2 separate regions of the Homo sapiens genome follow, and region 1 is linked to region 2. The links are chromatin contacts, found by Hi-C or POLR2A ChIA-PET in ENCODE. All regions are on one chromosome and are shown on one strand. The core of a region is the stretch at or near the end of the contact, and the rest is flanking DNA. Distances in the headings are between cores, read along the strand shown.

Evidence for each region. A loop is a pair of places that touch in the nucleus more often than their neighbours do. ChIA-PET counts read pairs that join two places held with the same protein, here RNA polymerase II (POLR2A). Pooled maps may share reads with other maps.
Region 1: a loop to region 2 is called in a pooled map, with 2.5 times the contacts of the local background. The contact joins two enhancer-like sites. A Hi-C loop is called at or near these places in 7 of 168 maps with a recorded cell type or tissue (Caco-2, Caki2, adrenal gland and 4 more) and 7 of 50 pooled maps. POLR2A ChIA-PET finds 5 or more read pairs at or near these places in 1 of 52 experiments (PC-9).

Annotation. Positions count from the first base shown.
Region 1 is chr12:79,564,745-79,569,775 of GRCh38, reverse strand. No RefSeq gene overlaps it. Among named protein-coding and RNA genes, the nearest start is that of PPP1R12A-AS2, 120 kb to the left of the region's middle. Within about 2 kb of position 3,240, at least 4 of the 41 ENCODE cell types and tissues checked have a DNase peak (open chromatin) inside an H3K27ac peak, as active enhancers do.
Region 2 is chr12:79,405,533-79,410,567 of GRCh38, reverse strand. All of the region lies in intron 9 of SYT1 (synaptotagmin 1), which reads right to left. Among named protein-coding and RNA genes, the nearest start is that of MIR1252, 11 kb to the left of the region's middle. Within about 2 kb of position 2,412, at least 8 of the 41 ENCODE cell types and tissues checked have a DNase peak (open chromatin) inside an H3K27ac peak, as active enhancers do.

The DNA.
Region 1 (5,031 bases), core at 1,991-4,490, 160 kb before region 2:
CCAAGTTTGTGCCCCAGTTCCAGCAATGACAGTCTCAGTTTCCCTATTTCATCAGTACCGGTGCTGCTTGGATCCAGCACACAGTGCAGTCTGCCAAAGCCCAGGTTTGAAAATGATGCCTTGCTGTAGCCACTTAGGGCTCAGAAGGTATGTGAGACAGCAGTTCTGTCCCATGGTCTCTTGGCTCTACTGTGGTCAGGAATGCATAATTCCATGGTAGAGATGTGTACTCCTAAATGTCTCTCACCTCTCCCCACACTGGGAAGTCGCCCATGGCTCCCAGCCAAACAGACTGCCTTTGTTCCTTCTCCTTTTGTGCTTTTATTATCTCATGACACTTTTCTGTTAAATTCTAGTATTCTCTTTTGGATAGTTTGAAGCGTGATTGTTTATTATTATTATTATTATTTTTTTTGAGATGGAGTCTTGCTCTGTTGTCCGGGCTGGAGTGCAGTGCTGTGATCTTGGCTCATCACAACTTTCACCTCCTGGGTTCAAGCAGTTCTGCCTCAGCCTCCCGAGTAGCTGGGACTACAGGTGCACGCCACTATGCCCGGCTAATTTTTGTATTTTTAGTAGAGACGGGGTTTCACAATGTTGGCCAGGCTGGTCTCAAAACTCCTGACCTCGTGATCTGCCCCACTCAGCCTCCCAAAGTGATGAGATTACAGGCATGAGCCACCGCACCCTGCGTATTTTGGTTCTTGTAACTGGAGGAGGCTAGCATGAAATGCTTCTAGTTGGCCATCTTGAAGCCCACCTCCTATACATGAATTTTATTTTTGCCCAGAAGTCATGTCCTTAATGGCCAGTGCTATTAAGTACTTGGTGGGCAGTGAGAATCCCACATTTTCTCATACATTCTGATCCTCTAAAGCATTTGTAATTGTTTACACTCAGTTTGTGTTCTTAATTTTGTAATGGATTTCCAAATATCTGAGTTCCTATAGCTCATAAAATTCCCAAAGTCACCCACAATTAAATCTATTTATTCTTCCTGTGTTTTTCCTTCTGAGATCTGCAATTGAGGTGAAAGTACAGTGTACTTGACAAGCTCTTTGTATCTAGTTACTTGAGAAACACTCCCACTATGGTTGAAATCATCATCCTTTTACTGTTTTGGTGGGTGGAGGGGGGAATTGAATGGTCAAGACACTTTATTCTTTTTTTTTTTTTTTTTTGAGATGGAGTCTCGCTCTATCACCTAGGCTGGAGTGCAGTGGCGCAGTCTCGGCTCACTTGCAACCACCGCCTCCCAGGTTCAAGCGATTCTCCTGCCTCAGCCTCCAGAGTAGCTGGGATTACAGGCGTGTGCCACCATGTTCGGCTAATTTTTTGTATTTTTTAGTAGAGATGGGGTTTCACCATGTTGGCCAGGCTGGTCACGATCTGCTGACCTCAGGTGATCCACCCGCTTCAGCCTCCCAGAGTGCTGGGATTACAGGCATGAGCCACTGCGCCTGGCCGACATTTTATTATTTTGTTGTGATTCTTATGTAAAGATTTATTTCATTTGAGGAGAACATGTTGGGGAATTAGATCCAGTTTGGGGGATTTACTGTACCTGGCTCATTTATTAACTTAGAATAGTATTTATTTAGCCTTTTATACATTGATTTTTAAAAACTCTTAAAACAACTTAAATTCCCTCCTTAGGATACTTGAGAAGTTTCTGTTATTTGGCCTCACATGAGTTTATAACGTCTTCCTGACTGTTTAGAAGTTGATCAATCTATTTGAAGATGGGGAAATAAGGCTGAGGGAGATATTTTATTTATTTGAGATCTCATGATGATATAAATTAAATCAGATATTTACCAGTACCTGAAAACTGAGGTATCTAACCACTAATAAAATTAGTCTGCAGCACAGGTCTGTTTAGAAGAAAGACTAGGGATTACAAAATACTATCAAGCCATATGGTATAGGAAGTTATAAAAACTATTTTTTGAGCAGAGTAGAAATTAATGCTTATTTATTCTTGCCTCTTTAGAACATGATTTGAATTCAGCATTACAAACAGCTGTTGGAGGCCTGTTTCTTTAAGTATGATATGGTCCTTTTACTTCTGTATGAGAAGCACCAGGAGTGCATAGGAAATCAGCCTGGTTCCATTCTCAAAAAAGCTTACATATAGAGAACAGAATGTGCACAAGCAAAGGAGAGAGATTAATTCGTTCCTTAAAGGACTAGGAGGGACTTCTTTAGGATCTAGTATTTAAGGCAAGCTTTGAAGGAATTGAGATGGAGAGATTGGTTTCAATCAGAGAAATATTTAGAAAAATGCATTCAACATCTGACTGAACCATGGTTATTACACCTGAGTGCTGTATTTAAGGCTGTTTGTACAAGCACCACCTAATGAAGTGGTAGCTTCCAAATCAGACACACTTGAGCACTAGCTTCCAAGTTAGACCTACTTGAATTCAAATCCTGGCTCTACCACTACTAGCTCTGTCAGGTAGGGCAAGTTGCTTTACAGTTTCCTCTTCTACAGCAAGGACAAAATAGTGCCTAACTTGGTTGGGTCATCGTGAAGAACAAATGAGATAATGCATGTAAATTGTGTGAAACAATGCATTTTCATGGATAATATGGTTTATATCAGTAGCGAAGTTGAGAAGATTGTAATGGTTGTCTTTCCTGAAAATCTTTTTTTAAAAAAAGGTTATAAGGAAGCTTCTGGACTATTAACAAAACTGCCTTCTGGTCATAAATTTCTGCTTTTCTAGGAAGACTCTATGTCTCTTAGAAACCCAATTGAAGTAAATCAGAACTCTGTTCTAAAAAAGAATGCAGTATGTATTGACACAGATGTAATCTCTACAGTCCCTGGTAAATTGTAGCTACTGAAGAAATATTGAACAAAATCTTGGGTAAAGGAAAACATCTTTTAGAAAGAAAGTTTCTTGAGTTAGTTTACTTGAGAAGCTTAAAATATTTCCCCGTTAGGTTTCTTTTCCTCTAAATCTCTGGGTTCACCCTGGGCCTGTTTTCCTAGTAAGAAATGTCTCTGCTTGGACTCCTAAACAAATACATTCCAGGGAAGTGTCATTAACCAAGCTGAAACAGGAACTAAATAAACAGGATGAATTAGCTTGAATTCACGTGGGTTGGCAACAAGTCATTTTTTTTCTCTACTTCTCAATTTGTTTTTTCAGTGATCCTGATTACTACTTACAGGTATGTCCTGATAGCAGAAAACAGGAAGCATACCAAAGCAGGAAGTTCCTTGTCTACTGACCTGCTCCTGTTCCTGTACAACAAGAAGCATTTTTTATTGATTTGCATACGCATGCTTTAAGGCAGCAAGTATAGATGTTGGCAATAGGGTTTTTTTTTTTTTTAATCATTGCGGGAGAAGGTCACGGGGCACTTGAAAGGGTCTAGAACAAAACATTTTTTTCTGCTGAATTGCACAAGTTTGAAAGTAAGGTTTATTTTATGACCTAGAAAAAGACTTTAATTGGGAAGTGGATATTTTATTTGTCCAATTATATGTATTAATTTGAAATTATACACACAGGACAATTTCTTCATGTTGTATTTTTTCCTTATGTTGGATCTTATACTTACCATTATTAGACTCTACATATCTGATGAATACACTCTAGTAAGTAGGTCAGTACTCTTGTGTCTGGAATTGGTGGGTTCTTGGTCTCACTGACTTCAAGAATGAAGCCGTGGACCCTCACGGCGAGTGTTACAGTTCTTAAAGGCAGCGTGTCCAGAGTTTGTTCCTTTTGATGTTCGGATGTGTTCGGAATTTCTTCCTTCTGGTGGGTTCGTGGTCTCACTGGCTCAGGAGTGAAGCTGCAGACCTTCGTGGTGAGTGTTAAACAGCTCTTAAGGCGGCGCGTCTGGAGTTGTTCGTTCCTCCCGGTGGTTTTGTGGTCTTGATGGCTTCAGGAGTGAAGCTGCAGACCTTCATGGTGAGTGTTACAGCTCATAAAGGCAGTGTGGACCCAAAGAGCAGTAGCAAGATTTATTGTAAAGAGCAAAAGAACAAAGCTTCCACAGTGTGAAAGGGGACCCCAGTGGCTTGCCACTGCTGGCTCAGGCGGCCTGCTTTTATTCTCTTATCTGGCCCCACCCACGTCCTGCTGATTGGTCCATTTTACAGGGAGCCCATTGGTCTGTTTTACAGAGAGCTGATTGGTCCGTTTTGACAGGGTGCTGATTAGTGTGTTTACAATCCCTGAGACAGACACAAAAGTTTTCCACGTCCCCACTAGATTAGCTAGATACAGAGTGTCAATTGGTGTATTTACAAACCCTGAGCTAGATACAGAGTGCTGATTGGTGTATTTACAATCCCTTAGCTAGACATAAAGTTTCTCTAAGTCCCCACTAGACTCAGGAGCCCAGCTGGCTTCACCCAGTGGATCCCACACCGGGGCCACAGGTGGAGCTGCCTGCCAGTCCCACGCCGTGTGCCCACACTCCTCAGCCCTTGGGCGGTCGATGGGACCAGGTGCCATGGAGCAGGGGGCAGCACTCGTCGGGGAGGCTCAGGCCATGCAGGAGCCCACGGCGGGGCGGGGGTGGGGGAGGCTCAGGTATGGCAGGATGCAGGTCCCCTGCCCCACGGGGAGGCAGCTAAGGCCTGGCAAGAAATCGAGTGCAGGGCCGGTGGGCTGGCACTGCTGGGGGACCCAGCGCACCCTCCGCAGCTGCTGGCCCGGGTGCTAAGCCCCTCACTGCCTGGGGCCGCTCCGAGTGCAGGGCCCGCCGAGCCAACACCCACCCAGAACTCTAGCTGACCCGCAAGCACTGCCTGCAGCCCTGGTTCCCACCTGTGCCTTTCCCTCCACACCTCCCCGCAAGCTGAGGGAGCCAGCTCTGGCCTCGGCCAGCCCAGAGAAGGGCTCCCGCAGTGCAGCGGCAGGCTGATGTGCTCCTCAGGCGTGGCCAGAATGGGTGCAGAGGCCGGGGAGGCACTGAGAGCGAGTGAGGGCTGCGAGGGCTGCCAGCACGCTGTCACCTCTCACTCTGCTCAGCATAAACATGAGATGTTTACTTGTGATTATG
Region 2 (5,035 bases), core at 1,163-3,662:
TATAACCTGCTTTATTTTGTTGTTATTATTGTCGTTCTGTTTTTTTTTTTTTTTTTTTTTTGACTTTGAACAGCCTGAAGCCATGGTTTTAAGTCTGCATCTGTAGTGATAAGTGGAAAAGAGAGATGAGGAAGGGGCTTTACTGGCCCAACCAGAAACACAAACTAAGAACCCATGACTGAATTCTCGCCCTTGAACACCCCTGATTCTGTGAATGGCTTTATGACCCTGAGAGAAAAACTGTATTGAACTCCAACACAATCAATAGATGGATAGGCAAGTAAGGTATTTCTTTAGTAATAGTTCATATTGCTGCAAAATTAAGACAATGTAATTTGTACCCTGTGAATATACATGATCAGCCTATTATTCTCTTTTAGCAACATGAAACTTATTCTCTCAGTTTTCTTCATGTGGCTAATTTGTAGAACAGAGGGATAGGGTGCTTCAGGGATTCAAACCTTGATGATGATGAAAACTATTTTGTTAACACTGCCTCTGTAAACACACTCAGCATTTCAAAATAATTTTTGAAATGGCCATGAAGATATGAGCAATAAAAGAACACACAGCATTAATTCCTCCCACCCCCAAAAGTGTAAGACATTATTAGAAGTGAAGTGAACAGAGTAAGAAAAGGAAAAAAAACAGTTTAGAGTGATACTTTTTCTTTCTTTCCTTTTTCTCTTTAATCAATGCAAATGTTCATGTTTTCATCTCTGTAGGATTCTTTCCTTGCTGCATTCCACAAGCCCAGAGAAACTCGCTGGAACTCATACAAAATCCTCTCCTACTACCATATTAGGAATCAAAATGTGTAGCAGAAACCCACTGCCAAGCCGAGATAATCAACAGGGAATGTCTATGCCTTCAAGCCAAATGAGTGCAGAAAAATGATCAAGGCAGCAAAGTAAATAATAAAACTGAAAACTGGCTTTAGATTATGGTCTTGTCATGCACCCCACTCTCTAATAAGGCTGTTCTGGAAATTTCTCTACCTCTAGGCCATTCAGGTATAAGAAGCTAGTAAGGTCTAATTTTGCTATGAATAAAATTCACTCTAGGTCACAAGCAGAACAAAGCGAAGTAATATATCTTTGCCTTATTAACGATATCAAAAATTTTGTGCAGTTGCATGGCTTATAAATCCTCTACCATAATACCAAACTGATACTGCAATACTTTAAAATTTAGACATACCTTTTTTCAAATTTTGAAAAAAGTCTGTGAGTGTGTGGCAGTTACCAGAAAACTTTCCAGTTACATTGTTTTTGCTCCAAGTGAAATTGGTTAAGATTAATTATATTTTCCTTTTTTAATACATGGCACTTGATCCATCATATTCTTGGCTAGAAATAAATTTTTAATTAATATTTGCACCAAATTAATAGATGTTTCAAACCACAACATGGTGGTTCTGGAATTATAGCAAGGGACAGTATGCTGGGTTATATAATTAAGGCTTAGCAATTATCTAGTGGATTAAACAGACCATTGTGGAACTAACTGCTTGCTTTATTAAGACGGTAATGATTACACCTGAGAATGTAATGCTGGCCCGATGAGAAATTTGACCTTGCTGCCACATTTCTTGAGTTTTAAAGGAGGCAGAGGTAAGAAATGAGGAGATCAGAGAACAGAGGTTCCATAAATCAGTACCACAGATGACAGGAGCATGGATAAGTGCATAATTGTAGACTCAGGATAAAGCAAAGAATTTAGAGCTATTACAAAGTAATTTGTGTGCCATAACTCTCCGGGAAATTATAATTATCAGAGAAATAATAGACTCATAGTCAAACAGCTTCTGACCATATTACTTGGAAAAAAAAAAAAAAGAAAGAAAAGGAAAGAAAAAAATGTGGTCTAGGAAATTTGGAGGCGCCAGGACAAATTCAAAGAAATGACCTAAAACCAACCAAAATGTCCTTCTTGTATTTTTATAGCATGTCATAGTTTACAAAATGAGTTTTCCTGGCTGTTATCTTACTGAACCCTTTGTAAAGCCTGTGAGGAAGACTTCTTTATTCCCTGAATCCACATGAAAGCATGGGCTGAATCACCTCGCTAAATGACTTGCTCAAAGTCTCAGTAAGAATGTGCACTGTATCTCCGATCCTTGCTCCTTCCAATAAACCCACTAATGCCAATCTAAGTGGGCATATCTGTTTGTTTTCTGGAGGCCTCCTCCCTTCCTCTGTAGTGAGACTTAGTAAAAGCTCCCCACAGTGTTCACTTGGTCGTTCAGCCTTCAATTTGAGCAATTTCTAATTCTTCAATAGTTGTGAAATTCAGCAAGGTCTGGGATCTTGGGCATATTATTTAGCCACCTTGGCTTTGGTGAGGCAAAACTGCAGTCCAGAATCGACAATGAACCAATAGGAAATCCCCTCTGTTAGGACTAGAAAGGGCTGCCCAAATCCTTGGCTGCTACTGCCATCTCCTGTTCAGAGTAGCTCACCCAGGATTGCCTGTGCATACATTTGCTTTAAATTCAAGTGTAATACCCAGGATAAACTGATTTCAATGAGACTCAGGAATATTCCCCATGCATTTAAGGTTCTCCATTCAGCCTCTTCTCGAAGCAACATCTTTTGGTGGTGGTCAGTGTTAGAAGGCAGTTTGAACAAGATTAAGAGGATAAAACTGTTGTTCTTCTGGGAAGAAGAGGTCACAATACAGTAGTGATGTGATCAAAGATGGAAGGAAAGAAGACAGCAATGTCCTTCTCCTGTGAGTATACCAGAGTAAGGACAGCCACATCCACTCTAAAACTATAATGTTCTTTGCTTGGACTGTGCGTAAGAGAGTTGCAAAAACCACAGCAAATTACATCCTCTTCTGATTTCAGGAGGGGCCACCAAATAGTCTTTGATGTATCTCAGAGTCACAGACTCTGTGCTGTAGATACATCCCACCTAAAAGTGAGGTCAAAAATTGGGATGGAGGTGATTCACAAAGAAGACTGTATCTTCTCAGAGCTTAGTATTTGCATTTCTAAGAATGTGACGATCAGAGCTATCCCAATGGTATGACAAATGGGGACAACTATCCCAGGTCTCAAACTTTTCTTTGACTTCATGCCTTCCCAACAAATGGTGGTAGCAACTCTAGAGGGTGGCTAGATCACTCAGTTGTGGTGGGGAAGTGAGACGAAGGCATGGTGGTACTGTCATGGTCTTACCTCCCTCATCAAGACCTTTACCATACTTGTAGGATGGCATCTTTTCTTCTCAAAACTGGAAGAGACTACTCTTATGAGTCTATTTTCCTTTCAAGGTAGTTCCTGATGCTGAATTTAAGTTTGTTTCACTCAAATAATATTAGTGGTATAAGTACACAGAGTATGATTAGTCATAAGTAACAGATCATCCCGGGGGAGTTCTAGTGATAAACCCAGAGAAAAGAGTGTATCATGGAGGATAAAAAAGAATACAAATTACTTATTTGTCAGGGCCTGTGCTAAGCACTGTCACATGCCATCTTAATACTTGCCATAGCTTGATGAAACAAGCATTATTATCCCTTTTTAACAGATAAATAAACTGAGGCTCAGAACCATGAATTAACTTGTCCAGGGCCATAGGGATAGTAAGTGATAATGGCAGGATTTGAATCAAGGTCTTTATGACCTCCAAAGCAGGGTAGTTCACCTCTACACCAGAATAATAATGGCTGCAGTAATAAAAATAGCAGACATTCCGGGAGGGCTGACATGTGCCACACACTTTTCAAGGACTTTCAAATATTAACTCACTTTCTTTCTCACTACAATTCTGTGAGGTAGGTGCTATTGTGATCAATATTTTATTGAAAAATACAGAGAATTTAAGCACTTCCCCAAGATTACACCACTATCAAGTAGCAGAACTGGTATTCAAACCCAGATAATCTGACTCTAAGCCTGTGCTAATTGGTGAAATTTATCAGAAGCAGCAACTAGAGATCAGAGTGAGTGACACTTAGGTGCTCAGTGTTCCTAACATCAGTTTTCTATCACTGACTAATGTGGACAAGACTTTAAAAAGTAGCATGAGAATAATGATAGTGCTGGATCTGGTTCTAGCTTTATTTCTTGGTTCTCTTCAAACCCTTTTGGGCTAAGTTAAGGTTCATTTCTGCTGCCACCAACTTGGGCATGAGGTTGATTTATGTAGCAGAATCTTTGGAAGTTTCAGAGAGTGTATAGAATAAGGTGGAAATCAGACCTATAACATGTAACCCTTAGAAGCTCAGAGGCACTATCTTGCCCCAAGGGTCACCTCTATGCTTGAGATAGTGCTTAACCTGCAGCTACAGACATACCAGTCACCACAGTGCAGTGCAACTTGTGACTGTTGTTTAGGAAGTATCTGACCACCTGTCCATAATGTTTTTTCTTTCATGAAAGGTATTACAAACTAAGCCATCATAAGAGGATCCATTACCTAGACCTTCTTGTTCTTATGACAGAATTATATTAGCAATGCTCCACTTGGTCTTACTGACTCCCTTTCTCCTCTTTCATTTCCATATTAATTTTTTTAAACCATTACTTTCCTGTCATTCTTGTACTTAAAAGCCAGCCATGATGATCTTGTCCCATTAGTTCTCATTTAGTCTTTTAGATAAAAGTGGCCCTTTGACTCTCCAGTTAATAAGATCTAAGGAAAGTCTGAGTGGGATTTCTGAGAAACCCTTTGCTTTACTGGTAAAGAGGAAAAACTTGGTTGGGACAGCCACTGTCTTCAATTGCACCATGAGGAGACAATCATGGAAACAGAGGCCAACATACTAAGGATAGAGGAGCTGAAAAGAAGGAAAAAACACAGGTCCCTGATGGCATCATAGAGTAGGCAAACCAAAGGTTGCATTCTGACTTCTTGTTATGTGAAAAAAGTAATTCCCAAGTTGCCTACTCTACTGTTTACAGAGGATTTTCTGTTACTTGCAGCCCAATGTGTTCTTAACTGAAATAGATATTGCTTAGGGTATATCCCAACTGTGAAGCCTTGAGGGCAGGGGTCTATGATTGTTTGTGGTCAGACGTTTATTT